Regions from separate parts of the Homo sapiens genome. Here region 2 is linked to region 1. The links are chromatin loops, found by intact Hi-C in ENCODE. Cell type or tissue: heart left ventricle. All regions are shown on one strand. Links, peaks and the distances in the headings refer to the core of each region. The heading gives the core; the rest is flanking DNA.

What was found. A loop is a pair of places that touch in the nucleus more often than their neighbours do. Peaks named below come from ENCODE experiments on the same cell type or tissue, not always from the same donor. Only the 100,000 strongest peaks of a DNase experiment are listed, where the experiment ranks them.
Region 2: it touches region 1 in a loop (5-fold over the local background); 18 of 110 quality-filtered maps call a loop at or near these places.

What each region holds. Positions count from the first base shown.
Region 1 is chr2:235,664,506-235,676,757 of GRCh38, reverse strand. The region is part of intron 1 of AGAP1 (ArfGAP with GTPase domain, ankyrin repeat and PH domain 1); the gene reads right to left. Among named protein-coding and RNA genes, the nearest start is that of TNRC17, 150 kb to the right of the region's middle. In heart left ventricle, for the core only: a CTCF peak has its summit at 5,929; DNase peaks (open chromatin) are centred at 5,967 and 7,197; H3K4me3 peaks cover 3,692 bases; H3K27ac peaks cover 704 bases.
Region 2 is chr2:235,130,257-235,142,508 of GRCh38, reverse strand. No RefSeq gene overlaps it. Among named protein-coding and RNA genes, the nearest start is that of SH3BP4, 180 kb to the right of the region's middle. RefSeq lists a silencer at 5,191-5,405. In heart left ventricle, for the core only: CTCF peaks have their summits at 6,155 and 6,355 (motif pointing left); a DNase peak (open chromatin) is centred at 6,358.

The DNA.
Region 1 (12,252 bases), core at 1,851-9,850:
GAAAACAAATTGACAATAGCCTAAAGGAGAATTCCTATCAGAAACAAAAACCATATACCGAAAATATTTTTCAAAAACAAAAACACCAAAGCTCATTGTAGAAAGAGTAACATCCTGTTTTATGTTTAGTGTTGGCATTAGTCATAAGGATCTGGGGAACAGGAATAAATTCTTAACAATTAACTATAGAAATCCCAAACACCTTGCTGGTGGAGTCACTCTTCTCTACCTGGTAAACTCCTACAGATCCTACAAGATCCAGCTCATTTGCCCCTCTGTGAGGCCTTCATTAACTCCTTCCCATTAACTCAAGAACATTCAATTCACTCCCTCTTCTAGTTCTCTCATTAGTTCCACCCATAAACATTTACTAAAATCTATGTGTCAAGCACAGTGTCTACAACTCTGCAGTACACAGAGGAATGATACGTGCTTCATGCCCAGGAAGGACTCACTAGTTAGAAGTGGCAGGCATGTATGCAAGGTTATTGTTACACAGTGGACTAGTGCTCTAATGGAGATATGCTATGCAGAGAAATAGTCATATCATCCCTCAAGTACCCCATGAGGCTGTGATTCATTCAATCTTTTCCATCTCCTCCAGTATGCTACTGACCTCTGAAGACAGGAACTGTGCTCTAGTTAGCTCCAGCTTCCACTGCCTAGTGAATGCAGAACACACCATAAACATGCAATATATGTTTGTTAATGCATTAAAAAGACAAAAACTACTAGTGCTTTATAATTGGGTCTTACAGCTCCAAACAAAAGGTATTTGTTAACTGTATAACCCAATAATTTGCTACAATGTGCCTGTCAACACTGGAGGACCTCTGGAGCAGATGTACTTTTGAACATTCCCCCTGGTGGCAGGATATTCCAGCCCAAGTCTCTTTGATGACTTATCAAAGAGAAAGATGTTAACAGGTGACCTATGCTGAAACTTGGGCTCCAACCTAAGGAAATAAACAGCAGGACACAGCCCACAGCGGTGACTTAGAAGGTTCCCTGGCTGACGTTCAGCACAGCTCTTCCTTGTACCCCAAGTACAACTGCTCTGTCTCCAGGAGAATCATTTTAGCCCTAAACAAAAATAATGAGGAGTTTCCTAAATTGCTATCTGGAGTAATTTACAAAAAGCAAGCAAACTCTAGGAATGTTCAATTGTAACAACAAAACACTGTAGATAATCAATTCTAATAACAAAAGACTAATCAGTTCAAAATGTTTCAAATGAGAAACACTGAATTACATAGTTTCCTTACTAGTGTCCTTTTCAGGCCAGGCGCGGTCGCTCAGGCTTGTAATCCCAGCACCTTGGGAGGCTGAGGCGGGTGTATCACGAGGTCAGGAGATTGAGACCACAGTGAAACCCCGTCTCTACTAAAAATACAAATAAATTAGCCGGGCGTGGTGGCGGGCACCTGTAGTCCCAGCTATTCGGAGAGGCTGAGGCAGGAGCATGGCATGAACCCGGGAGGCAGAGGTTGCAGTGAGCTGAGATCGCGCCACTGCACTCCAGCCTGGGCGACAGAGCGAGACTCTGTCTCAAAAAAAAAAAAAAAAACCAACCAACCAACCAACCAACCAACAAAAAGTGTCCTTTTCAGTAACAAATCAAATTTAAAAATCAAACTTTATCAAATTGTTTCAGTAATTTTATTTCATTTAATTGCTGTGTCCTCACGTTCTCCACTGAAGGCTGTTTGTTTTAAATGGTTTAAAAAATAAAAATATAAATGGTTTAAAAAATAAAAATAATAAAATAATAAAATAAAAAAACCACAGGTGTGGTGGCTCATGCCTGTAATCCCAGACCGAGGGGGGTGGATCAAGAGGTCAAGAGATGGAGACCATCCTGGCCAACATGGTGAAACCCTCTCTCTACTAAAAACACAAAAATTAGCTGGGTGCGGTGGCATGCGCCTCTAGTCCCAGCTACTGGGGAGGCTGAGGGAGGAGAATTGCTTGAACCTGGGAGGGGGAGGTTGCAGTGAGCTGAGATCGCTCACTGCACTCCAGCCTGGCAACAGAGTGAGACTCCATCAAAAAAAAAAAAAAAAAGTCTATCACCCTACAGTAATTGACTGATACAAATCAAGGGAATCAGAAATTAAAGAACAAAGCCACTCATAAAATGTGCTGTCAAAAATCAGTTGTAAATTACTAATTTTAAAAGCTAACCTCAGTAAGAGGTATCAATGAATCACTTTATTACTGTAATCAATCCTCCCAGACAGCAAGAGAACACTCTAAAGACACCGAATGTTCTGGATGGGCATAGCCAGTGTGGGCTTCACTCACAGCACAGCTGGTTCCAGGGCCGGCCCAGACGGCATCCACTGGGATGCAGAGAGCATGCGCTGCAAGGGGACCCCCTACAATGTCATTTATCATTTATTATTTGATCTTTCCTTGTATTAAATTATACTTGAGTCAACGGACTCTGCCCTAACACATGTGTATCAGTTAACACGAAACTGCCCTTGATCTGACACAGGGTCTTTCTGGAATGTCTGCTGGCTTGCTGCTATCAGTTGCAAGCCTTACACAGAGGGAGCAGCCCTGAACTCACCGAGGCAACTGTTCTGCATTAGAGGGAAGAACTAGGAAGAGCCTAAATAGACAAGTTCCAACAAGGACCAGACAGTACAAGAGAATCATCCTACAAAAGGTAGGTGCTCCAATCCTTTCATCCTTAATGCCTTCAGTTCAGAATACAGGCAAACCAAAGGTACACGTATGTAGGAGCCTGTGTGTGCTTTAAAATAAGACTCCAGCCATCTTGCTTCCCTGTGCTAATGGAAATACCTTGCCTAAGCAATTAACTCTAAGCCAAATAGACTAATGCAATAATTACTTAGTCTTTAGATTTCTGTAGCCAATTCAAAAATTTACTAGCTCTTTTAAAGAATATGAAAAGATTCTAACGGAAGAAAAACCTGTACCAGCTGAGGTCACTTCTAATTTCCTTTATATTTTCAAGGACTCCAAATTTTAAAACATTATGGCCAAAATGTACAGAAAGCCAGTGGTGCTTCTCATGATGCTTATCACGTTGCAGGTCTACGATAGTTTAGCTGTCAATCTGAAATCCAAAAAGGTCTGAGAATGGAACTTCTTTTCATAAATGGCTGGCAAATTACTTTGGTGGCAAAACCAGACTCTAACTGGCACGAGGCTATTTTTAATCACTATTTATTTCACTGAGTATGGATATTTCAGGCTTTGCTGCAAAATACTAGTGTGTTACTAAAGGGCGCCACCCGATCTCACAAGCAGCGTTCTATATAACACACACCATTTTACCTTCCTCAGATCCAAAATTTCCGAGTCCTACAAACCCACCTGTCCCCAGTGGTTTGGGGACTTGCATCCTATGGACATTTACAGGGAAACTGAGCTTGGGCTCTACTGTATCTGACTGTTACCTTAGAGATTCTCACCTAAATTCAAAATCTTAAACAGCACCTAAATTCTGAATAATTTATGTCACAGGAAGCAAATATGTAAAGACTGGAAAAATGTAATAAAATGAGAAGTTGTGACACCTATGGGGGCTACACCTTTTACCTGTAACAGACACTGGCATCACCAAAATCCTAAGAATATTGACATGTCAGACATTTTAGCCAAAGGCAAAGAATTTATCCAGGTGAAAGATGTAGCTTTTTTGAGCATGTGATTACTTAGAACTTCAGAAAAAAGTGAGGCCCTAGAGTTCTGACCATATGGCTATAATGTAGTTCATTAAATTTCCGTTTTTCTATACAACCCACAATGCTGGTAATATCATGTCTCAGACCAAAGTAATTCCGCCCAGAGAAGGACTGACCACAAGGAACAAACTGAGCATTACTATAAACATTCCAACACACTTCACACCCTTACTACTCCAAATCTACTATCAATCCATTTGACCAGAGAGGAACTATCCAAACTCCAAATGCTTTTAACTTGTATCAAGAGGGACCACAATGAAATGCATTCTCTCTAAATCATGTCTGTGCGTTTTTCTTTCTCTCTCTGATACAAACTTGTCTGGAACCGAGGCAGCTAATTACTGTTTTCTTCCAAGTCCACAGAGCAAAGATGCAAGCCTGCTATTAGAGAACTGAGACCTTCAGGTCTTAACTTCCTCTGAAAGCCAATGATGACAGGAGCAACTTCGTGCAAACCAATTCTTTTAACAAAATAACACGCATCATGTTCTCATATTTTAAGAGAATACATGAAGGGATGGGATAATGGTTGGAGTTAAATACAGTGCCTTCTAAAGTAAGTGCTCCAAGGGAGGTTAAAACTAGATGTGCCATGACAAGCTAAACATAAGTGTGGCAACAGTGTAGCCTCACTAGTGAAACAGGTCAGATTTTAACATTACCGCACATGCCACTGCTTGGTTTCAACCATCCTCTAGCACATTCTGAGGATCATTAGGAGCATATTAGAACATGACCATTTTATCTTCACTTTACCTTAAAAATATTTCCATAAGGACAGTCATTTATTTGCATGAGTTGGTTTTAACATAAACCCTAGGGGCAGTCAGCTGACCTGTTAAGTCCACTTGGGATGAATACCCTCTCCAGAGGTGGGTTACACAGCAGTCTGAACTGCAAATCAAAAGCCCACTCTCCAACTACCTTTATCTGTACCAGCCAAGTTAAAGAATTCAGATAAGAGGATGAATAATATTTTTTTTTTTGGTGGTAAAAATGCATGGCCTCTTGTCTGTGGCCACAATATCTTCAGGCATACAACCCCCTCCCAGGAGAATAAGGTGTAGCAATCTAGCACCACTTCCACCCCCAGAATCCCCCTCAGGGTGATGCGCAGTTGATGGAGTCTGTGTTTTGAGGTTTCTGGAGGCTCTGACCCCGAAATGCTACCAAAAGGTTAACTGATTCCTGCAGAGAATAACATATCTGGCTGGAGATCCCTCCATGCAAAGTCCCTGTCTGAGGACTTAAGGGAACACAGACCTGAGGTTTCAGAACAGGCTGCAGGGCTGCGGTTTTCCTGCCCTTTTGCTAGCCTACATTATGAGGAAACAGAATCCAGTCCCAGACTCGCTCTCCTCATTAAGATGCCACCTGGCAGGAAAGCTGTGGAGAGAGGGGCCTCCGTCCCACCCCAGGCCCCACCACTGTAGTGAGGTGTCCTTACAGCCAGCTCAATACCGAGGGCCACGGAGTCAGCTGAGTCCACATCACAACACTGACAGATGGTAGCACTAACAGGGAGACGACTCGAGGCAGGGAGGGGCGCCAGGATGAATGCCGGCTTCTCCCATCCAGGCAGCCGCACCTGTGCGGCGGCGACCGGCGAGCCTCGGCTCCCTGGGGCGGCCCCACAGGTGTCGCGGGCAGCCAGCTCAGGGCCCGCTCCCGCAGAAGACCCAGCGAGCACGCGAAGGAGGTCGGCGCCGGCTGGCAAGGCGACCTCTCCCGGGTCAAGCTCTCCTTGATGAAGGTGGTGGACTCCGAGGGGCACCAGCACGCACAGCCAGGCGCAGGGGCAGCCAGAAAACCCAGGACCGCTGCGCCCTGCTGGGGAAAACCGCAGTACCCGAGTTCGCATCCCTCGAGGCCACGTGCAGGCTCCCGACCCGGGAGGGCGGGTCCCATAGCCGCTGCGGAACCGGCAAGTCCCCACCACGCCCCTTCCCGTCCCGGGACCCCCGGCCACGCTGCCCACCTCTGCGCGGGGAGCCGTCGATGCTCTCGGCGCTGGACGAGTGCGCTTCGGCCGGGGCCCGCCGCAGGCTGAAGTAGCCGCGTGGCCGCGAGGCTCCGCTCCGTGGCGAGGGCCCGCCGCCCGGGCCCCCGTCCCTGCGCGCGAAGATGCCGCTGAAGAAGCGCAGCAGCCGGTGCTCCGAGGCCGCGCCGGCCCCGGCCGCCGCCCGCGCGCGCTCCAGCCGCTGCAGGTCGCTGTTGTCCAGCGTGCGGTTCTTGCTCTTACTGCGTTCCCAACGCTCCAGGTCCGAGAGCGCGTCGTTCTTGCTGAGCACCTCGCCCACGTCCAGGGTGTTGCGCTTCTCCGAGGCGGGCTGCGTGGCGGTCGCGGGCTCCAGGGTGGTCCCGGCCGCGGCCTCGTCGCACGGCGCCCAGGCCAGGCTCCCGGAGCTGCTGTGGCGCCTTCCGCCGCCCAGTGTCCGGCCTTGCGGCGCCTCAGGCCCGCTCCAGTGCCTGAAGCTCAGGCTCCGCCGCAGGGGCGCGGCCCGGGCCCCCTCCACGTCGGGGCTGCCGGACGCGGGCGAGCCGCGTCCCTCCTCCTCGGCCGGGGCGCTGCCGGCCAGGTCCGCGGGTTCCAGGCCGCGTGCGCACGGCCGGAGCCGCCCCAGTTCCAGCTGCCCGGTGCTGCGGGTGCGGAAGGTGCGGAAATCCCAAGCGCGCGGCCGGGGACCCTCCGGTTCCTCGGCGCCCTCCGCCTCCTCGGCCTCCTCCTCAAGCCTCCCGGGCGCGTCCGGGGAGCGCGCGGGCCGGGGCCGCCGAACCGGGCGTGGGTCCGGGCCGCCGGAGCCCGGCGCGGCCAGCTGCTCCTTCCTGACCATGGTCACGGAGATGCGGTAGACAGTCTTTCTGGGGGGCGTCCCGCGCGGCATCGCGTCCGCGGGTGGCGACGCGGGCTCGCCACTGCCGTCCAACAAGTACATGTCGCCCGCGCGCTGGGGCCCCGCCGCATCCAGCGAGCCCGCGGGCCGGGAGGGCGCCGGGCCAAGCGGGGAGGGCAGGCGGGCCGGGAGTGTGGCCCACGCCCCCCGCTGACCGCGAGGGCCGCACTCAGGCTGCGGGGACGGCGCCCCTGGCACCCGCCGGCCCGTGCGCCGCGCCGCCCGAGTGCCGGGGTCCGGGCCCGGGGCGCCGAGCCATGGGCCGGCGGGGCCAAGCGAGGCGGCCGGTCAGGCGCTAGAGCGCTCTCGCCGGCAGGTGCGGCCGCGGTGCGCAGGGCCCAGGGCAGGCGGCGGCGCCCGCGGCTTCATTGTCTACGACGCGGGGCCCGTGCGCATCCTCCCGCTCCGGCTGCACAGCTCGGCGGTTCCGCAGCCTCCGCCACTCCCTGGGCTCCGGGACGCGCGGACAGCTGCACCGGCTGCGGCCGAAGGGTGGCGGGTGGCGGGCGGCGGGCGGCGGTTTAAAATGGAAACGCGCGCCGGGGCGGGGCGGGCGACGGGGGCCGACGTGCAAGGGACCGCGGGCCGCGCGCCCAGCCGGGCTGGCCGAGTCCCGGGAGCGCGGCGGCGGCGGCGGCGGCGAGCGCGGCGGCGTGCAGGCCCAAGCGCCGGGATGGATCGACGCAGCGCGGACCGGAGCCTCCGAGGGGCCCAGCCCAGCACCAGCCTGCACCCTAAAACCACGCCCACTCTGGGGCTTGGCCTGCAAGAACAAAACGAGGGGCATGTCTCACCTGCTGCGCGTTTAAATGAGGCATCTTTCCTAACCATGCAGCCTCGAAGATGCAACTCATGTGACTTGTTTAAAAAACAGTCTTTGGTACCTGTTACCGCCAACCTCACCTAGGAACAAGTGGGCTTCCAGGAAGACAAGAACAAAGAGATGTGACTGTGAGGGTGCTGTGTACACCAATGCCATCCCAATGAAGGGCCACAGTCTGTCTCCTAACATAATTCTGTCTTTATTGTTTTCATTTTCAATTATCAATAACCTCACCCCAGATAAACCTCCATGGCTACGATACTGCCTCTGTGCAAAACTTCTAAAATAATCTTGTAGGGTTATTTTACCAATGTGTGGGGAAGGATTCCTTACAGGTAAGCACTTGCTCCCCATGACAACAGACAGGAGAATACTGCGGTTAAGAGCAAGCAGACAGACGTGCCTGCCCGCAAGCCAGGCTTATTCACTGACAAACCACTTGCTTTTCCACCTGTAAAACAGGGGTGCCAATAAAAGCTCCTAAACTTTGAGCATTCCTGTGAAGATTAAATTGGTTAAAATCCTATGTGCCAGGCATTCTGTGTACATGCTAAATATTCACCATTAATAATGAAAACTGAACTTCTCTTCCATCAAATCCTCGATTTCCTACCTGGTGGGCTGATAGATACTGGTCTAGGATGTTATCGGAGGCCACAATATTTAGACATAGATGATCAACTTATCAGTTCCTCAAGCTGTCTTAAACACAGATGTATTGTTTCAGAGTTTCCTTGATGAAAAGTTTCAGAAGGAAAAATACAATGTCCCCTAATCACACCACATGCTTACACGACCTTCTCCAGGCCTAGAAATGCCACAGCTTGCTACAGGCTGTTTCTGGGCAAGGTGCTGGCGGCCAGGCCAGGTGGAAGCATTACTTTGGGATTTGCTATTTGCAGGCAGGGATTGTCAGGTGCCAGCTTTCCCTACTTTAATCTTATTGTGGGGGTACCTATTGTGTTCACGACACTGGAAGTGGCATAAAACTGAATTGGGCAAGCTCTCTTTTGAAGGAAGTTATAGAAGTTATAGCCTAGGAAATCTAGATTTTATGACAGCATTAAATTTAATATTCAGATTTAATGAAATAAGTCAGAGTGACTGCTAGGTGATTCACTTTATTTATCTTGAAAGGATACTTTAAAATACACCTGAGCACCCTCTGTGGCCTCGACCTTAACATGATTTTCACCATCACAGGGTCATACCTCAGCCTACCTGCTACTCAAACTCTAAGGGCTCTGGATGTGGTACCTCTGATTACATCCTCATTGTAAGGAGGGGTCTCCAAGACAGAATCATTTTACCTTTTGAGTTTCAATAAAGAAGACTTTTTTTTTTTTTTTTTTTTTTTTTGAGACAGAGGCTCACTCGCTCTTGCCCAGTCGGGAGCTCAATGGCACGATCTCGGCTCCTGCAACCTCCACCTCCTGGGTTCAAGTGATTCTCCTGTCTCAGCCTCCTGAGTAGCTGGGATTACAGGTGCGCGCCACCAGTCCCGGCTAATTTTTGTATTTTTAGTAGAGATGGGGTTTCACCATGTTGGTCATGCTGGTCTCGAACTCCTGACCTCATGATCTGCCCACCTCAGCCTCCCAGAGTGCTGGGATTACAGGCGTGAGCCACCACGCCAGGCTAAAGAAGCCCTCTTTGATAAGAACCAAGAACCCCCAACTTCTAGAGTAGCAGCCAGGCGGGATTCATCTGTCAGAATGGTTCAGAATGACAGCCTAGCGCCCATCTGGTTAGGGAGATGCAGAGGCTCGGAGACAGAGGGCACCTCCCCAGGGCTACACAGCTCCTCAGTAAGGGTGAAATCTGGGGTTTGGGGGTCACACTGCCTGTGCTCATTTTTTTTTTGTCTTAGTAAGCATCAGCATTCTGCTTTGTTGATAACAAAGACCAAAGTAAACATGTGAATATTACTGAACTCCACACAAATCAAATGTAAATGTTACCTTGACATTTCCAGGTAGCATTTTTAGCAAACTTTCACAGACTTACTCGGTTTTCTATTGGTTCATTTATTCATCGAATATATATTGAGTACCTACTGCAATGCTACACAGTGACAACGCAGGGGTTCTGTCCTCAAAGAATTGACCCAACTCCCGAAAAATGCTAAGGCTACGTGATTTTACCACAGAAAGACAGCGAGGGAGAGAAAAGCTTCGCGATAATCCCAGAGACAGCTACAGGGCCATCCCGCCTCTTTAATGATGAACACCACTAAAATATGGCAAAAGTCTAAAATTTTATCACTGCAGCTGTACAGACTTAAAGGTCACCCAGGTCTGTAAGCTGAGAAACAAACAGCAACGTGGAAAGATAGAGATCTCTGCTACTGTCAAGGGTGGGACCAGAACCCTGGGCTCCTAACTTAGCCAGGTGTGGGAGGGGGAGGTCAATTCTCACTGTTTGAGACCAGGGCAATGTTCACATACTGAGATGAACTTTAATATGAAAGTAGCTTGTCCATAATTAAGGTATGTAAATCTATCTGGCTTGTTATCTGAAGCATTCATAGAGCCCAAAGTAAAAAATAAGGTAGTATTCCTTCAGGGCTAAAACACTGGACTGTTTGTGTCTCCCAATTACTGTACCTTTGTTGAGAATCCATCCCAGGTTTTGCACTTTGCCATATGAGATGCGGGCTGCGGAGTAGAAGAATCCATTCCATCCACCTTAGATGACACTGACTCTTCCAGGGAACCTCTTCCAGCCATAGCCAGTGTGTTTGTGATCTTTCAGCATTTCCACCTCAGAAGGAAGCACTTATTTTCCACACCAGTCATAATGATGCCATGTCAAGTGCAACTGTGGGTGCTGAAAAACCTGGTCACAGAGAATTGCCTTTCCCCACTGCCTTAGAGAGATGGGCTCTCCCGATGCAAAGAAGACACATGCTCCCGACATGTCACTCCAAAATCTAAATCCCCTTCTACAAAGCCAGACCAGCCTTTTTTGAAGAGGAAAAAAAAATCACAATACTATATATGTTCAGGTGGCATTATGCTTTATTTTCCTGTGGCTTTTTAAACACTAGACTGCCATTTCTTGAATTTTTTCATGCCATGGAGCATATCACCATTTTTTTTTTTTTAAAGCATGTAGTTGATTTCACTGCTACCTCAAAACCAAACAGCAGCCGGGTAATGCCTCCGTGCTGCAGGGACTAATGCTGCGCGAGAGAGGAAGACTGCAGAGGAGAGTTCAGGAAAGGTGCCAGCCCTAGCTAACCCCCATTCATCACCCTCAGCAGCTGGCTTCGCTCCCTTAGTTCCAAGTTTATGAGATGCTTTGGCCACCGTCTCACGACTCCTCTGTCCCGGGTCATTTCTAGCTACCTATAAATCAAACATTCTCCTGGAGAATAGTATTTCCAAGTGTTGCTAGAGCTGATAAGCCTTATTTAAAGGAAACTTCTGGTAGCCAGTCAGCAGAGCCATCTGCTACACAGGCTGGCTTTCCAAATAACAGAACCTGACAGCCAGTAATCACGTTTGCAGTATCTTAGCAGAACCGCGTCTGCTGATGGTAGAAACTGGCCAACCACTGGTACTGCCCAGGCCTGAGCATGCCCACCCCGGGAGCCCACCAAGAGCCCCTCCGTGGGTACATCAAAGGCTATTTTCTGGTAGCCAGTTGACTGACAGATACATGTAAGAAGAAGCAATTACCAAGACAGTAACGTCTTATTAATACTTTTATATTTTTAGCATAAGACTCAAATTCTCATCTGAGAATGTCATGGTAGAATGGTTTCTAAGCTAAGATTTGCCATGATGCTCAGCTTCTAGGAACTGAAAATTCTGCACGCATCCCTTTGCCTGGGACACTCCAGCTGAACTCACTGGGGACCCTATTTCTCTCGTTTTAAAAGCTGAAGGTTAAACGTGGAACTGTAAAAGAGATGAGGACTTGACCCTTATCTGCTAGTGGAGGAAGGACAAGTATGGTCTGTCTGTAGGGCAGGAACATTGATCTGGCAGGAAAAAAGACCCCAGAAGGTCCTCTGAGCACCTGCATCCTTCCTGTGTTTTTCCTTAAGGACCAACGATAGCAATTCCTGCCAACAGAACACTGGCGATGTCTATTGTGTATGAACACACCACCACACAGACAGGCTAGAGTGCAGTGGCAAGATCATAGCTCACTACAGCCTTGAACTCCTGGGCTCAAGTGATCCTCCTGCCTCCTGAATAGCTGGGACCACAGGCACATGTCACCACCCCTGGCTAATTTTTAAATTTTTTTGTAGAGAGGAGGGTCTTGCCATGTTGCCCAGGCTGGTCTCGAACGCCTCACCTCAGATGATTCTCCCATCTTGGCCTCCTAAAGTGCTGGGATTACAGGCGTGAGCCACCATGCTTGGCTAACGTTTTTTTCATTTATGGTAAAGATGGGGGTCTCACTATATTGCACAGGTGGGTCTCCCTTGTTACGCCTGCACCTGGCTAAGGGTTGAGGTGGCATCACTCACACGTACTTTATCCTCTGAGAATGGGAACTGCCACATTACAGAAGAAGAGGCTTTAGTTCTACCCATGCATGAGGAACACGGGAGATTCAGGCCCAGACTCCTTTCCTCCATGCAGCCATAGGAAGCATCGGACCCCACACTGAGACTTCATTTCCACTTAAACAGGCCAGTGAGAAGCAAGCTTGGTTTTAAAACAAGCCAGCAAGTGTCCATTGTGAGTAGATTCTTATTCCCAAACAAAAGGAAAATATTAGATATTTCTTGGTAGTTTTTCTTGCTAAGTGTCAGGCAAAGGTGACTTAAGATATTAAATCAGGCCAAGTGTGG
Region 2 (12,252 bases), core at 2,867-10,866, 540 kb after region 1:
GAGACCCAGCGAATCCTCCAGGGTCCTGGGAGGCCAACCCTGCAGGGCCCAGACTTTCCTGCAAGGCAAGAGGCTTCCATAGCACCCCAGAAAGAGACTTACATGTAGAGAGCACTGGATGGGACATTTGGGGATAAATCACTGTTAACTACGTTGGAAACTAGGCAAATAAAAACCAAGACCATCATTAACTCCTAGAAAAACAGAAGGATGTAGAAAGCTTATATATTCCAGGCTTAGCTGATATATTAATCAAGGCTCTCCAGAGAAACCAAACCTGTGGAACATGTTAGCCATACACACACACACACACACACACACACACACACACACACATATATATATACACATGCACACATACATACACACACATATGTATGTATGCATACATAACATAAAAAGAGTTATTTCAAGGAATGGGCTGATGTAATTGTGGGGTTAGCAAGTCCAAAATCTGTAGGGCAGCTGGCAGGCTGGAAACTCTCAGCCAAGAGCTGACACTGACATGTGGAGGCAGAATTTCTTCCTCCTCAAGGAAACCTCAGTTTTGTACGTAAGGTCTTTCAACTGATTGGGTGGGGCCCACCCACAAGGCTTAGGATCCTCTCCTTTGATTAAAGTCAATGATTGTAGACATTAGCCGTTTGTACAAAACACCTTCACAGCAACCCCCAGGTTGGCATCTGAATTAATAGCTGGGCACTAGAGCCTAGCCACATGGACACGTAAAACTAACCATCACAGCTGGGCATCGCATTTACGAGTTTAGATGAATGTAAGCACTGACTGTTGATCTCACTGAAGTTACTATATCACCTAATCGGGAGGTGGAGGGCAGGACACAGCTCAGGTGCGTTGTGGAGTCAAAGGAGTAAAACAGAGCCATGTCCTCAGGCACTGTGGCTGCATCGCTAGATAAGGACCAGGATTGCTACATCCAGCGCTGCGGTGTGATCTCAGACTTGCAGGTAGATACCAAGAGAATCTGCAGCTGTTGGTGAAGGCAGCTGGCCCCGGGAAATAGGAAATGGCGGTGAAGAGGATCACCATTGTCTAGAATGAACTTTGCAGAACAATTCCCCCTTTCAATCTCTGGGCATGTGAAATGTTGAGAATAGAACAACTAAATGAAAAAAATAATAATAAAATTTAAAAAAAAAACCCTATAAAGGGTGACTTAGGCTCTTCGTCCAGTTCCTCCTGATCCTAGTGTTAATTAATTCCCCCGAATTTCGCTGCTCAGAGTAATTTCCAGGCCTGGAGACCTCTCAAAGTCCCCTGTGTGTAAGATGTCAGCAGGCTCTGCCCATTCCAGCATCCCCAGGCCTCTCTACCCACTCCGGGCAATGGGCAATGTCCTGGGTAACTCCTAATTGTGAAGAGGAGAAGGCTGAGCTTTTTGGCCAGATGCAAAGGCCTCTTAGGATGGAAGGAGAGGATCCTCTGTCATCTTGCTTTGCTCTGTGAAGTTGGATTGGGGTCTTCAGGGAGAGCTGGGAAGGGGACGCGGGGTTGGCGCATGGGGAGAGAAGGGGAGGTCTGGAACCATGGGAGCTACTTGGGGAGGGGTGGACACTGGTGTGTAAGCTGCTGAGAGGCCTGAGCCACATATGGAGTTGGAGACCAGGGGTCTGTGGTGCTGGGCTGAGTTCCTGCAGCCCCATTCAGCATCAGTGTGGGAGATGTGATGCGAGCTGCTGGGCGTCCAAAGACAGGGAGGATGTGGGGCCAGGAATCTCTGCAGTCGAGCAAAGGGTGAGGAGCTGGGCTGGCAGGACGGGGAGCAGGAACAGGGCTGGGGCCAACGCTGGGACCGAGCAGCATGGGCAGAGGGAGGCAGAAGGGTAGGGCCTATGGCATGAGGCTCCCACTCTGTGCTTCAGTGTGAGCTGCCCATGGGTGTTGGATGGTGGCTGGCAGCATGGGGCTCAAAGGGGAGGAATCTGGAATGTGCATTAAGCCAGGAGCAGGCTGATCTCTCGCACCCCGTCTGCAACCCCAGGCAGGAGCTCTGGCAGAACAAAATCCTCTAATAGAGAGAGTGGAGCAGGTGCTGGAGGTGTTTAGGAGCTTCAGTCCTGGCGAGGCGGGCAGGATCACGTGGCACATTGGTTTGTCACATTAGAAAAGAGTGGGTTCAGGGGGGTCGACGGAGACTGTGTTACCAGGAGGGATCTGAGACAGCCTTCAGAAGGGAGCTGAGAGGAAGATAGGGGGTTAGAGTTGGGAGCAGCGGGGAGGAAGACGAGATAAGACAAGGTTGGCTTATCTGCCGATAGGCCTGGCCTCATATAGTCAGGCTCAGGACTAGAAGCTGACAGCACATTAGCAGAGAACCTGGGTCTCGGTGCCCTCACATACAGATACCTCCCCCAACCCAGGCCTGTGCACACAGATACTTCCCCCAACCCTGGCCTCCACATACAGGTGCCTCCCCCAACTCAGGTCTCCGCATACAGATGCCTCCCCGAACTCCAGGTCTGGGCATCGGTTTTCTTTCCAACCCCGTGTGTACTTTTGCTTGTCAGACAACATGACCAGGAAGCACAGTGGGTTCATCTTTGAACAGAAACTGCAACAACCAACCAACCAAACTGCCTTGAGGTGATGTTCCCAGTCTGTAGATGAGGTACCTGGTAAAATCTGCTTGTCTCTTCGAGTCATTTTGGGTTTTGATTGTATTCATTCTATTTTAAGTTTGTAAACAACCTCAAATCATTTTTAAAGACCTACACACACTCTAAGTAAAAATTATTAATGAATTCACCACCATCTTTTAGTTTGATGAATAAGTACAGCCAAGTCCCAAATGATAAATTAGGCTAATAACCAGCAATTATTGGTTTCATATTGAATTTCTTTGGGACTTAAGCCAAACATAAACTGGAACAAATTGTTCTAATTTAGAAGACAGAGAAATGAACAGGTCAAATCTAATATTTTAAAAGTATTTTTCAAAAATGGCAGGAGAGTCCAGCGATAGGCAGAATAACCACACCCACCCCCCAAATGTTCACATCCTAATCCCTGACATCTAATCTCTGAACATCTGACTTTACATTTTGCATTTTGCAGATGTAATTCAGCTAAGGATCTTGAGAAGAGGAGGTGACCCTGGAATAGGTGAGCGAGCCCAACGTTATCACAGGGTTTTATTTATTTATTTGTTTATTTATTTATTTGAGACAGAGTCTTGCTCTGTCACCCAGGCTGGAGTGCAGTGGCCTGACCCTGGCTCACTGCACCCTCTGCTTCCCTGGTTAAAGCAATTCTCCTGCCTCAGCCTCCCGAGTAGCTGGGACTACAGGCGTGCGTCCCCACACCCAACTAATTTTTTATATTTTAGTAGAAACGAGGTTTCACCACATTGGCCAGGATGGTCTCGATCTCCTGACCTCGTGATCCACCCTCCTTGACCTCCCAAAGTGCTGGGATTATAGGTGTGAGCCACCGCGCCAGGCCCATCACGGGGTTTTTATAAGAGAGAGGCAGGTCAGAGTCAGAGAGGGCAATGCGAGGACACACTTTGAAATGGAGAAAGGGACCATGAGCCAAAGAATGCAGGTGCCTTCTAGATGCCAGAAGATGCAAGAACGAATTGTCCCTGGAGCCCTGGGAAGGAACGCAGCTCTGCCGACACTTTGATTCTAGCCTGTAAGACCCGTGTCAGGCTTCTGACTTCAGCATGAGATAAGTTTCCACTGTTGTAAGCCATTAGGTTTTTGGTAGTTTGTGACAGCAGCAATGAGCAGCAGATGCAAGTCCAACCCTTAGTATAAAATATTATCCTGGAAAGTCAAAAGAATCTCTGAACCGACCGTGGACTCACACTTCATGTAGATCAAGTTTCCTCTCCGTCCCTGCCACTGGGGACTCTGCAGACTGCCAGCGGATGAGAAAATTCCATTGCCCGGGCGCTGGTCAGTCACAGTGACGAGTCGGTGGCTTAGATGAGAGATCCTCCCACCCAGCTCACCCACTATGCTGTGACTTCGGAAGGACCCAGAGCCCCTGGTGACACCAATCACAGTTAAGGCCCTAGGGATGTAGCTGTTTCTGGGGTCTGGGCTCCCTGCTCCTGGGGCCTCCTCATCCCTGCCCATTGCTGATGGGTCTCAGCTACTGGTGCTGGACTTTTCCCCCCAAATCCAGCTCGGCACTGTACCATATTCACAAGTTCCGGGGATTAGGATGCGGATGTCTTTGCAGGTGGGGGCTATTATTCTGTTTACCATAGGACTCTAGGGCCATTTTTGAAAAATAATAACTTTGATTCGAAAGCTCCATCTTAAGTGTTTATTTCTATCTCCCAAATTAGAACAATGTAATCCAGTTTATAGTTAATTTCAGTCCCCCAAAAATTCAATATGCCATGAATGATTACTTGTATTTAGGCTGATTTTCATGTACGATTTCAGGGTGTTGGAAAGACCATGGAGGTGTGGATGAGAGCTAGGCTTCTGGTAGCTGTGGATACCTGGCCTGGGGAGACAGAGAGGGGTGAATAGTTCAGTTTAGTCACATGAGGCCTTTCAGCAACTGCAGAAAGCTCACAAGCTAGCCATCCTGAAGCCTGTTCTGATGACCTGTCACAGGAATGACTGGGTTGATTTCAGGAGCCATGGCAACCACTTTGGGGCCAATGGCCTGTGGTATTATCCCTGGAAGGTTCAGAGATTTTCAGACCCCAATATTTAGGAAAAAAAACAGGCCTCCTTGAGGCAGGATACTAAGAAGGAACCCTTCTTCATAACCAGATCCTGCAGGCAGGGCTCATGTTGTTGACTTATTTATTTGTTTCTACAAAGCAGGCAGCCAGATTCTCAAGGCAGTGGGTGGGTTTGCCCGGGTGCAGATGACAGTGGGGGTGTTGGCATTGTCTGAAGTATGTTGAACAAGAAAAATAAAAACAACTAAAATCCAACTGCTTTTTATTATCATCATATGCCAGCAATCCTAAACAATGTCAATAATAAAAAATACTCCCACGTGAAAAAGAATCTTGTTTTCTATTTGTTTATTTATTTATTTTTGGTCTCAGTCAAAAACAACTGCTGTAGTCACTGTTTTAATGATATATATGTAAGCTTCAGCAGAGCACCTTTGTTACTACTCACTTTACTAAACATTGTATTCTGCATGGAAGGTAATTCAGAGAACTCCCTGTTATGTGGATGGGGTTTGATAAGGCTGTGGGGTGCAGTTTGGATCTCCCACTCCAGTCTATGCATAACCCCTCTAACAGGGGATTTGCAACCAGTTGTGGCAGCATGGAGAAGCAAAGACCAAGAACCAGAATGCTGGTGGCTCATGCCTGTAATTCCAGCACTTTGGGAGGCCAAGACAGGAGGATTGCTTGAGACCAGGAGTACATGACCAGCCAGGAGTTCATGACCAGCCTCAGCAATATATTGAGACCCCAATCTCTACCAAAAAAATTTCTAAAAATTGACCAGGTGTGGTGGCATGCGTCTGTAATCCTAGTTATTCAGGAGGCTGAAGGGGAAGACTCACTTGAGTCCAGGAGTTTGAGGCTGCACTGAGCTAAGATCATGCCACTGCACTTCAGCCTGAGCGACAGAGCAAGACCCTGTGTTTAAAAACAAAAGCAGCAACAACAACAGACCCCCTCTTTCACGTTGTGTGCCCAGCTGAAGTTTTAACTTTTGTTTACAATTTAGAGCGGTGAGACAGTGACACTTTGGAGGTGTAATATTTTTATTTGGTTTACTTCATATGTCAACTATTGGTGGAATTTAAATAATATCTTGAAAATGAAGTGTATTCTGTAGTCATTGTCAATTGTTTTAAAACAAAAGTAAATCGAGCAAATAAAATTTACAAAAATGAAATGATTTAGTAGTTGCCTAAACCGTATCTTCTGTAGATGATTCAGTTTGATTAACATCTACTTATTGGTTACTGGACAATTATTTGCACAAAATATTACACCAAACTGTTACCAAGGCGTCAAAGTTGAAACCAAGATGTAGATTTTTAGACTCTTGGGAAAAAAACCAGGCCTTATTTCCTTTTTTGTATTATGATGTTTGCTTTATTTTTATTCATTTGTTTTTTTAATTATATTTATGAAATTCAATAAAAGAAAAATTTTCACTGGTAATGTTTCCTTTCTGGCCATCACTATTATTTGTTTCATTTTATAATCACCATAGCAAGTAATCCTATCTTATATAGAGAGAGGTGTTGAAACATAAGCTGCTCGGGGGGTCAAACATGCTGGGCACACCAGGTGACTGCCATCTTCTTCCGTCCCCGGGAACTTCATTTCTCCTACTGGAACGTGGCGTGGGAACCACTCACTACGTGTGGGGTTAGAGTCCTTTCGCCCCCTGGTGGTTGCGTGAACATTGGTTGCAGGGATGAACAGCTCTGGGCCTCCATCCCGCACATCGTCCATACCCTCAAGCAGCAACGCAGATGGACTCGAGGTGCGGTGTTCGCCTACTGCCTTGTGGAGTCCGACGCTGTGTCTCCCTCCACGATCCGGTTTTGGGGCTCAGATGCTGCAGAGTTGCTCCAATTATTTTTATATAGAGAGGGATAGATTACCCTCAGAAAGAAAGGGGACAAAGACCCTGCCTCCCTTTACCTCAGGCTCAGAAATATGAAACTATGCCTGAGGGGTTGGGGTATCTCTAATGTGATGAATTGAAAGGAAGGACCCTGGAATCCTGAGAGGAAATCCACCTCAAGAAATGGGGGAGACTGGAACCATGAGCACTGAAGGTTCACACCACCGTCTAAAGGCTGGCTCCGGGTCAGCTGAGTGGTGATAAGGGACACCATTTGGATGCAGCAACCCTGGTACCATTTGTGTCTGGTGAAAGAGGCCTCCCCGAGTGTAAACTGAAAGAATATCTTCAAGAGTGAATTGGAGGAGGGCTGTCCAAGGGTGAATTGGAAAAGGTTTATCCAAGAGTGAATTGGAAGAGGCTCCCCATGAATGAATTGGAAGGGGCTTGTCCAAGGATTGAAAGAGCTCACCCAGGTGTGAATTGGAAGGGTGTGTGTCCAAGGGTGAATTGGAATGGGCTTGTCCAAGGGTGAATTGGAAGAGGCTCACCCAAGTGTGAACTGGAAAGATGCTTGTCCAAGTGTGAACTGGAAAGGACTTGTCCAAGGGTGAATTGAAAGAGGCTCACTCAAGTGTGAATTGGAAGGAGGCTTCTCCAGGAGTGGATTGGAATGACCTTGTCCAAGGGTGAATTGGAAGGAGCTTGTCCAAGTGTGAATTGAAAGAGGCTCATCCAAGTGTTAATTGAAAGGAGGCTTGTCCGAGGGTGAACTGGAAGGGGCCTGTCCAAGGGTGAATTGGAAGGGGCCTGTCTGAGGGTGAACTGGAAGGGGCCTGTCCGAGGGTGAACTGGAAGGGGCCTGTCCGAGGGTGAACTGGAAGGGGCTTGTCCAAGGGTGAATTGGAAGAGGCTCACCCAAGTGTGAATTGGAAGGGGCTTGTCCAGGGGTGAATTGGAAGGGGCTTATCCAAGGGTGAGTTGTAAGATGTTACACTTGGGGTCCAGGCAGCTTTTCTGTGGGATACTCCTGATTCCATATCCTCCTTCTCTTGAGGAATCATCATAGTCTAGATACAAAGGGGATGGTCTATTCTACCAGTGAAGGGAACAGGCACCTATCAGACAGCTCAGATGCTGGACTGATTCGTGAACGTGTACAAGCACCTCTAGGCTTATTTAGGAATGCCTGAGCAAAAAAGTATTCAGAAAAAGTTTGGATCCATTTCAGAAGAGCCGGTGGGGGCCTTTGAGTCTGGGCATAAATGTCAATATGGCCTCATTTGTATTCCAGCAGCAAAGCCTGCAGCAAAGAACAAGTCACAAATTACAAAGTCAACCCCCTAAAGCAATAAGATCCCAGTAACATTATGCACCACAGGGCTAAGCGGCTTATAGGAACTAATCAATTCAGTCATTTGCAATCTACTTCTAGAGAAATTGTTATGTGTCCAGGCACTGGCTATTTAAGCAAGAAACATGCTTGCTTTTTTCAAAAGAGCTGCAATCTTTTTTGCTCTATAGGTATATACTGCATCCAGAAAAATGTCAGCAGAAAGTCATCTTTAATGGCAGTTTTTTTGAGAGCTCAGAAACAAAGGAGGTACAAGAGGGAAAAGAGACCAAAAAGAGGTATACAAGCATCAGGGAAGGAACACGCTAAAAAAATCAATCAAAGCAAGCCAGGAAAAGCAGTTGCAGACCACAGGGACATTAGTGAGAGAGAGCTGCTGCTGAAAGGAGCTCCCAAACCACAGCTTGGGCTTGACTCTGAGCTCCCCACACTGCTAGGACAGTGCTGGAGGCATAGCTGCACTCCTGGAGCCCCAGGAAGCCCAGTCTGTATCATCATCATTTCCCACCAATAGTCTCTGCCCTCCCTCTAGGACCCTTCTGGCTCCCCACAGCTCCCGCTGTGATCTCAGTTTCTTATCCTTCCCTCCCTCCCCCACCTAAAAAGGAAACCTGCTCAGGCCAACCGCTTCCTCCTGTTAAGCCCCATTTCCTAGCAGTTAGGGCCACCCTGCTTCCTGACACTTCCTGCTCATTCCTACACATCTCTGAGCTTTCCATGGATTCATGATGTGCAGAAGGACAGAGCTGGTTAGGGGGAAGGACAGAGGCTGCCCTTGGCAGGCCAGCTGAGGACACCATGATTGCAGCTCTGGCAAAGCCATCGTTGGGGGAGAGGAAGTCTTCCAACTATTTGTCAAGCAACTATTTGTCAAACTATTTGTCAAGCATGGTTTGAATTTAAGCCACAGTGAAATTCTAATTCTAATGACAATTAATAAAAGTAATTAGCAAAGCTAGTATTCAGTAATCGCCATGAACAGTAATGAGTAAAATGAACTGAGCATCATTTCAAATATGACAAATAACTAGTAATGTTTATTACTGGCATCATCTATAAAAAGATTCTCATTTTGCTCACTTAAAATGGCCTTTCATTGAGTTAAGACTCAGAAGGAACAAAATCAAATAGATCATGTCTTTGTGTGTGTGTGTGTGTGTGTGTGTGACCAGGACTCCCTCTGTCACCCTGGCTGGAGTGCAGTGGTGCCATCACAGCTCACTGCAGCCTTGACCTCCCAGGCTCATTTGATCCTCCTGCCTCAGCCTCCTGAGTAGCTGGGACTAAACGTGCACACCACCATACCTGGCTAATGTTTGAATTTTTTTGTATAGACAAGGTTTTACCATGATGCCTAGGCTGGTCTCATACCCCTGGGCTCAAGTGATCCACCTGCCTTGGCCTCCCAAAGTTCTGAGATTACAGGTGTGAGCCACCGTGCCCAGAAACCACGTCTCTTTAAAGTCAAAGGTACTCAGTGGCCCGAGGCCCATGACTTCTTGAGCACCAGTGATGGCCCTTGGAATGATGTTGCCACACTCTGGCATCTCCGCCTTCCAGAAACTTCCAATGAACTGGGCTCTCTCCACAGAAATTACAGTCTGGGAAAATAAAAGAGATAGAAGGGAAGAAAATAGTTCTTGTGGACTCTAGGGGAAAGGAAGGAGGCTATAAAATCTCTCAGTGTTTTGTTTTAGATTTCCTGGAGGACAGGAAGCTGCTTTGAGCAATTCACAATTTTAATAAAGAAAGCTGTTACTAAGTCTTCTTTTTATGCCTGGGAAAATAGCTTTATCCAATAACCAATGAGCAACAAAAACATATCAACTTCCACTCTAAGAAGAGCATTGAACTGTGAATTAATAGTCCCATCTGAGCCCTTGTTAAGTAACATGCGTATTTTGTTCTTTTTCCCCCCTGCGCCCTCCATAGGAAGAGAAGAAATAACAGGCATATTTGAAGCAGTTAGTAAACTCCAACTGGCTTTAGAACTTTTATTTTATTTTTTTAAATTTATTATTATTATTTTTGAGACAGACTCTTGTTCTGTCATGCAGGCTGGAGTTCAGTGGTGCGATCTCTGCTCACTGCATCCTCTGCCTCTCGGATTCAAGTGATTTTCGTGCCTCAGCCTCCCAAGTAGCTGGGATTACAGGCATGCGTCACCCTGCCTGGCTAATTTTTGTATTTTTAGTAGAGATGGGATTTCACCATGTTGGCCAGGCTTGTCTCGAACTCCTGACCTCAGGTGATCCACCCACCTCAGCTTCCCAAAGTGCTGGGATACAGGCATGAGCCACTGCACCCAGCCTGGCTTTAGAACTTTCAAAATACCAGTCTTGATGCCACATTAGAAAATGCAACTGCCTTCACATATTCTTCATTTTTAATGACATTATTACCAGATACATATCATTTCAGACACTGTGATACAATTTGTATCTGTAAACCTCATTAAGAGGTGGCATTTTCCAGTAAAAAGAACACCAGCGTCATCCTATTCCCTGCAATCTTTAGCTATGCGACTGGGGCAGATTCTTTTGTCCAAAGACGGCCCCAGCAAAATCTCATTCCACAGGCTCTTCTGTGTTGTGATGTTGACATACCCCGTCAACAGGAGGGCTTAAGTCCCCTTCCCTTGAATCCAGGCTGGTCTTAGTGACTGCTTGGCCAGTAGAACGTGGTGGAAAGGATGCTCTGGAAGTTGGGAGAACAGTTCAGAAGACTCATAGCTTTTGCCCATGGCTCTCGGAAGGCTCACTCTTGGTAGTATCCTCTTAAGAACCGAGCCTCCATGCCAAGAGGGAACCTCGTGCAAGCACTCTGCTCCGGGGCCCAAGCCGAGCTCCCAGGACACAGCCAGCATCAACTGCCAGTGTCACCAGGAAACAGTTCTTTCCCTACTTTGTATTGGTTACAAAGAAAGAACACCCAATTGTAAAAAAAGGCAAGCAGAGTTTATTCAGTGGCCAGGAAAGGAGAAGGAGAGCTCCTTCTGCCCAGGCTGTAGGAAGCTGGGGAAATTTAAGGCATTCGATGTGGGGCAGGGAGGTAGGCAAACACGTGCAGGGAGGAACTCCATCGCGCAGGCGCAGGTCATAAACACGCGCCTTCATATGTCACGCAAACAGAAAATGGCAGTGATTTCCTTTTAGGGTTGGGGATCCTAGCCTCATCATCATATATTAATGATCTAAAGGTAATAAGGGGTTGTCGGTTCTGATTTGCACCGGCTTCTTGCAGGCCTTTTCTTCCTCTGGTATTTGGCAAAAGACTACGAAGTTCCTGCAGTGTTCTAGGCCAGCTGGAGATCTTTAAGCAGGAGCACCTATAGATAAAGAGACTAGAAAAAGACTGGATATGAAAATAATGAGCTTTTTCAGCTCTTTCTCTAGGGCTGCCCTGGTAACACTAGACTCGTGAGTGCACCATCTTGAAGGCCAGCCCAGTGGGCCTTCAGGTGGCCCAGCCCCAGCCAACAAGTGGCTGCAGCTTCATGAGAGACCCAAGTGGGTGCAGCTGAGCCCAGTCAATCCACAGAACCCTGAGAAGTAATAATCAATTGTTGTTTTAAGCCACTAAGTTTTGAGGTGGTTTGCTATGGGGTAAGAGATAACTAAAACACGGCTTGAGGACCTTGGTCTGGTTCCTCAACTTTTCAGATTTTATTTTTGCATCTGTTAAAGAGAGAGAGAGAGAGAATGATTTTCAGGACTGACCTATACTAGAGGCTTTGGTGACTATCAAATAAAAGTACTTTAAAGATCTATTAAGTGCTGTGCATTGTTACTGCTTTTATCTATCAGTTCTTCCTTCTAATTCTATTGGTATTTCTTTTTTTCTTCTATTTTAAAAATTGCCCCTCTGGCAGGGCTCATGCCTGTAATTCCAGCACTTTGGGAGGCCAAGGTGGGAGGATCACTTGAGCTTGGGAGTTTGAGACCAGCCTGGGCAACCTGAAGAAACCCCGCCTCTACAAAAAATACAAAAATTAGCTAGGTACGGTGGTGTGAGCACCTGTAGTTCCAGCTACCCAGGAGGCTGAGGTGGGAGGATCATTTAAGCCCAGGAGCCAGAGGTTGCAGTGAGCTGAGATGGCACCATTGTGCTCCAGCTTAGGCGATAGGAGTAAAACTCTGTCTCAAAAAAAAAAAAATAAAATAAAATAAATAAACAAATAAATAAATAAATAATTACCCCTCCGATCACAAGAATAATACAAATTTACCATAAAAATGTGTCAAATAGACAAAAGCTACAAGAAGATATTATAACTATTTACAATTCTTTCATAGAGCTAGAAGTATGGTAGCATTTTGGAATACATCCCATCAATCTTTTCTATAGATGGACTGATATTCA